2 separate regions of the Mus musculus genome follow, and region 2 is linked to region 1. A link is a loop called in an ENCODE intact Hi-C map of the cell type or tissue named here. Cell type or tissue: gastrocnemius. All regions are shown on one strand. Each heading gives the region's core, and the rest is flanking DNA. Links, peaks and the distances in the headings are about the cores only.

Region 1 (2,908 bases), core at 217-2,716:
CGAAGGAAAAGATACCTTCGTTTCCGCTTTCTTCTTCTCCTCCCAACTTCCAAATCATCTGTGTCTGTTGCACTTAATATTTTCTTTGGAATTTTCTTGGCTACAACCGATAAGGCAACCCCATTCTCAAATTCTTTATAGTCAGCCTTTCTAAGTGCCTGCTGGGTAGAGTTGGGGGTGGTAGATTCCTCTCTAACACATTCTTCCTCAGATTCTTCTTCCTCAATATCATCTTCCTCAGATTCACTGGTCTTACAGTTATTGGGCTCCATCCTCTCAGATTCTAAGGGGAAAGGGATAGGAATAAATATTTATCAGACCTTTCTCCGGGCCCAGGAAGTCCTGCAGGAATTTACCCGGAGCGCCTTTACGGTGCTAGAATGAAATGTTGCCCTTTTAGATCAACCCTACTGTAGAATAGGTTGTTTCCAAGTAGAGGGCTGTGGGGAGGAAGCATGGGGGGCTGATAAGATATAAGTGTGCAGTGCAGAATAGAGTTGACAGGAACCACCACCGCGGCTGTTTTGTTTCCTGAAGGGGAAGAAAGGTGGCTGACAGAACTGGAGAAGTCTGCTTTAAAACACAGCTGTAGAGGGCTGGAGAGATGGCTCAGTGATTAAGAGCACCGACTGCTCTTCCAAAGGTCCTGAGTTCAAATCCCAGCAACCACATGGTGGCTCACAACCATCCAGTGTACTCACATATAATAAATAAATCTTTAAAAAAAAATAAAATAAGATACAGCTGTAAATCAAAGGTTATCAATCAAAGGTTATCGGCCGGCGATTTCCCTGAGCCAGAACTCAGTTTCCCTACGTGAACGCGTTTGGGGTTGGGCCTCTAATAGCTAAGACTCTTTGGGTTACAATAGAGGAAAGGAAACCCACGGCAGACACTGCCCACCCGAGGTTTCGAGGAGAGCTCAGGGGCTGCTGGAGCTGCCCCTATCGGCTCGGGGCTGGACTCAGCTGGTCGCTCATGGCCGCCGCTCGTTCGCTGCGGCTCTTCCTGGGCGTTGCTGGACGTCGGGGACCTTCTCGTCGTTCCACAGGACTGTCTGTCCCCGCTGTCGCGAGGGGGAGCCCGCTCCCCCTCGGGGTTAACTCCTGGCTCCGAGATCCTGGCGGCGGCGGCGACTTCTTAAGCAAGCAGACGGCCGCCGCCGCCGCCGTCGCTATGGACACGAAGGCCGCCCCTATTGCAGTAGCGTTCTGGGGGCGTGGCTTTCCCGGGAACCACACCCACTTTGGCGCCAGTAGAAGCCATCTTGGCCCCCTAGCTGTCTGCATTTGCCGGGTGCGTCTAGAGGTCCGAGTGTACGTGAACGGCCGAGACGTATTTTTCCAACGCATTATGGGATTTGTAGTCCTCCCATATTGGGGCGGGTTCCACCTTTTCTGCTCCACTTTTCCTGGAATCCTATGGCCAACCCAAATATGTTTATGTTTGGGACAAAATAGCTGCTTGTGGTTCTTCCACATTTAGAAATGATGCTATAAAAAAATTCCTGCCCTTAACAGGGACAGCTGCGATAAGAACACATGCCTTCCAATGTTTCATTCACTAGCTCCATTAGCAAATTACAGAATAAGGCCAGCAAGGTGGCTCAGCGGACCAAAATGATAGCTGACAAGTCAGGGGGACATGAGTTCGACCTCCAGAACCCACATGGTGGAAGAAGAAAACAATACATTGTCCTCTCACCCCTACACCCATAACTTGATGTGGTACCCACAACCATAAATACTTTTGTAACCTCAAGAAAATGAAATAACAGAATGACCTCATTCAATTTCTCTGTCACTGTTGCCTTCCTATAACCTGGCATCCCTGCCCCCCACTTTGAATTTCATTAGCTTTCTTCACCAAACCCAACCCAACATATGATTCAGATTATTTTGTTGTAGCAAAATCCAGAGAATTTTGGATTATTATTATTATTATTATTCATAAAAAGACAAACATTAGCCGGGCATGGTGGTGCACGCCTTTAATCCCAGAACTTGGGAGGCAGAGGCAGGCAGATTTCTGAGTTCGAGGCCAGTCTGGTCTACAGAGTGAGTTCCAGGACAGCCAGGGCTATACAGAGAAACCCTGTCTCGAAAAACCTTAAACAAAAAATTGCAGAAACTACATTGAAGTGGAAATTTTCTTGGGGGGGGGGGGGACTCAGTTATGTCACGAGATGTTTTGCTGAAGCAGAGACAGGTGAGAATGTCTTTCTGAAGCAGGAAGGAAAAGGACGTGTGATGAGTAGAAAGAATATAAATATACTCCACAGACAGTGTGACAAGGCTCTTGCATTGGTTCGCCTTGCACTGACTTGCTGATCTTCCCTTGTCTTGACTTCATAGAGACTGGCTTGCCACAGAACTTTCTGTGATATTCAGGTGACTTCTTGCCGCTTGCTTCTGCTGACTTCTGCTGACCTGTGGAGCCTCTCTCTCAATTTCTTCTGGATCGACCGCTGCTACTGACGCCTGTTTGATGTTTGCCAGTAAGGCTGGACTGCTGCTATTGACTCATGTTAATTGTTTTGGACTGGGCTGATGATATTCTAACAACAGAGATTTCCCAATCTCCCCAAAGAACTACTTCTAAACAGGTCCACAGCCCTCATTTCCTACTAACCTTTTTATCCCCCCTACTTCTGATAGGTGGACTAGAAGGATGTTGAAGCATTCAAGAATACAAAGTAGGTTTTGAAAAATCTAAGCCTATAGTACAAGGATATGAATATCTGCTTACTCTGTAGTACTGAGAATTTGGTAAAGTAACCGGTTACACAGTAACAAAAGGTTTTTCATTCTTAAAAATTCACAAATGTTTGTATTTTATGTGTATAAGTTTTTACCGCATTCTTGTTTGGTGCCTGTGTAAGTCAGAAGAGAATGTCAGATCCTTTGGG
Region 2 (2,908 bases), core at 247-2,746, 75 kb before region 1:
TCTACATAGTGAGTTCCAGGACAGCAAGGGCTTGTGTAGAGAGACCCTGCCTCACATTAAAAGGGTGTGGGGAAGCTTAGTGGTGAAGGGCACTGCTGTTCTTGCGGAAGACCTGGGTTCAGGTCTAGCACCCACATGATGGCTCACACTCCAGTACCAGAGGGTCTGATGCCCTCTTCTGCCCTTTAGTAACACCAGACACAAACATGGTGCACAGACAGACATGCAGGAAAAACATCTCTACACATATTGTAAAATAAATCTTTTATTTTATTATTTTATTTTCTGTGCATGCTTTTTTGCCTGCATGTGTGTCTGTGTATGGGTGTAGGATGCCCTGGAACGGGACTTAGAGACAGCTGTGAGCTGCTTTGTGGGTGCTGGGAATTGAACCTGGGTCCTCTGGAAGAGCAGCCAATGTTCTTAACCACTGAGTCGTCTCTCCAGTCCAAAATAATAAATCCTTTTTTTTTTAACCACTTCTTTTTTTAAAACCATTTTAAAAAAAAAGCTATTTATTTGTTTTATGTGTTTGAGTACACTGTAACTGTCTTCAGACACCAGAAGAGGGCATTGGATCCCATTGCATATTGATTGTGAGCCACCATGTGGTTGCTGGGAATTGAACTCAGGACCTCTGGAAGAACAGTCAGTGCTCTTAACCGCTGAGATGTCTCTCCAGCCCCACCCCACCCCCCAACCCCAAATAATAAATCTTAAAAAAAATTTTTTTTCTTGCCTTGAATACAAGTTTGACTTAAAAGACACATACTTAATATTTCTTACAGCTGTACGCTGGATTTGAGCCAAAAGTAGAAGTGGTCAGCTGCAGACAGTTCAGCAGTCAAAAATCTGGTAGGACCTTTGGCCAAAGCTCTGCTCCGTGGACAGTAGTGGGATGGACTCCGTTTGCCCGGTGATTAGGATGGCATACTGTCTCTATTTTACAGGTAGTGCAACTTCAGCCCCCTGGAAGGCAGGATTTGCCAGCGTTCCTAAGGTGTCCTGTTTGCAAGAGTCTCCTTGGTTTGCAACCTTAATCTTGCATCCCTTAATCCACACCACAGCCAAGTGTCCACCCACAGAGGGCTCAACCTGGACATGGCCGAGAAACGGCACGGAGCCTGGTTCGGCTTTGGTTTCTGTGGCTTCGGGCAAGCGCTGGGTTCTGGGAACAGCCACCATTCAGTGTACAGTCCTGAACCACTGCATGCCAGTGATGATATTTGCCAAGTGAGCGCAGGCTGGAGCTACACTGCCCTGGTGACCCGTGAGTGCCCTCACAATCCCAACTCCAGACCTGTATCATGTATACCTGCCCAACCCTCCTAACATGCCAGTCCAGAAATACCCAACACCCGTACACCCTTACTCGGGCAGCCTCGAGCTTCCCAGGTCCATGGCATGCGTCCCTCCCAACTCTGCCCACACAGGTGGAGGCCGGGTGGAATTGTCAGGTTCTGTGAGCGGTGCAGCAGACGGCTGCAGGGACGTGTGGGCTTCGGAGGAACTCCTGGTGCTGCTACGCAACAAGGGCGGCTCCAGCACGGAAGTGCAGGCCTGGGTACCAGGTTCTGCGTTACAGGGGGAGCCCCTCTGGGTCCAGAACTTGGTTTCTGGGGCAAAGGGCCAAGGGGAAGATGAACCCAGCAGGGAGTCTAGGATGGGGACCCTGCCGTTGCTACCCTGCGCCCGTGCCTATGTGACCCCAGAACCACCCTTCTGCCAGCCTCTGGCCCCAGAGCTGCGGGTCCGCCAGCTGGAGCTGGGAGCTGAGCATGTGCTGCTGTTGTGCGCAGCTGGCCAGGTGTTCTCCTGGGGTGCGGGCAGGTGAGGACCGGCTGGTTGTGACGTGGCGGAGCTCAAGGAGAGGCTCTCTTGGATGGACCTGTAGCTGATTAGGGACGCCTTTGATCAGGCATGGACAGCTGGGCCACGGGACTCTGGAGGCAGAACTAGAGCCAAGACTGTTGGAGGCACTGCAGGGCCTGCGGATGGCTAAGGTGGCTGCAGGTGGCTGGCACTCTGTGTGTTTGAGTGGTGAGTGACTCGGGGCGGCTCCAAACAAGCTGGAGGGCTTGGCCCCGCCTTCCTCTTGCTCTGTTTTTGTGGGCGGTCTAGCCCAGGCCTCATTCCACGCTCAGTCCAGCTCAGTCATCCCTGAGTCTTCAGTGTTTCCAGATTTAGCCTGTTACTCCACCACCCTCTTACACCTCCACTCATCTGGTTACTGCCTGTCTTTGTTACTGAGCTCTTCACTACCCCCATCCATCTAAAATACTCCCGAAGGTCAGCACACTTCTGCAGGGGAAATGGTAAGAGACAGCTCAGCCAGGAAGAATGGAGAAGGCTGCCTATGCCCCGGTAGCCATGGTGGATGGCAGAGAGGTGTGCCTTGGTCCACAGTGTGTGGCCTAGGGCTTTTGTGTATTGGGTCCATCTTGGTGGGAAGGCTGAGACAAAAGAACTTCAGCCTGGAGTTAGCCAAAGAAAAGCTGGGCATGGTAGTTCGTGCCTGTAGTGCCAGGATTCAGGAAGGTTGGGGATTTTGAGGCCTGCCAGAGAGGTACATGGTAAGGTTTGGGAAAAGGGGAAGGGGAGAAGGGGTGTGTATGGGCAGGGATCTAAGACAGGGAAGCAGCGGGACTTGGTATGGGCATCCTTGATGGACGGGTGCTTTAGGGTACCCTTTACTCGCTCCTAGGAACAGGTAATGGGGATGTTTAGAGGAGGTGGGGTGGGTGAAAGGGTCCCACAGTGTGCTTCATGGATTCTCTTGGTCTCTTGCAGAAACGGGGGATATTTATATCTGGGGCTGGAATGAGTCAGGGCAGCTGGCCCTGCCCACAAGGAGTGGGACAGAGAACAAAGCAGAGAGAGAGGAAGGTAAGGTCCCCCTCTAGGATGT

The links. Peaks named below come from ENCODE experiments on the same cell type or tissue, not always from the same donor. Only the 100,000 strongest peaks of a DNase experiment are listed, where the experiment ranks them.
Region 2: it touches region 1 in a loop (2.6-fold over the local background); 1 of 42 quality-filtered maps calls a loop at or near these places.

What each region holds. Positions count from the first base shown.
Region 1 is chr7:80,244,659-80,247,566 of GRCm38, reverse strand. Ttll13 (tubulin tyrosine ligase-like family, member 13) reads right to left here and starts at 1,191. Exons shown (of 15, transcript NM_177765.3): 1 at 904-1,191; 2 at 16-283. The coding sequence starts at 272. In gastrocnemius, for the core only: CTCF peaks have their summits at 1,063 and 1,263; a DNase peak (open chromatin) is centred at 1,221; H3K4me3 peaks cover 1,125 bases; H3K27ac peaks cover 1,080 bases.
Region 2 is chr7:80,319,224-80,322,131 of GRCm38, reverse strand. It overlaps Rccd1 (RCC1 domain containing 1), which reads left to right. Exons shown (of 9, transcript NM_173445.4): 2 at 789-855; 3 at 951-1,270; 4 at 1,434-1,830; 5 at 1,919-2,040; 6 at 2,791-2,886. The coding sequence starts at 1,102. Among named protein-coding and RNA genes, the nearest start is that of Rccd1, 3.8 kb to the left of the region's middle. In gastrocnemius, for the core only: no CTCF peak of the experiment used is centred there; a DNase peak (open chromatin) is centred at 1,791.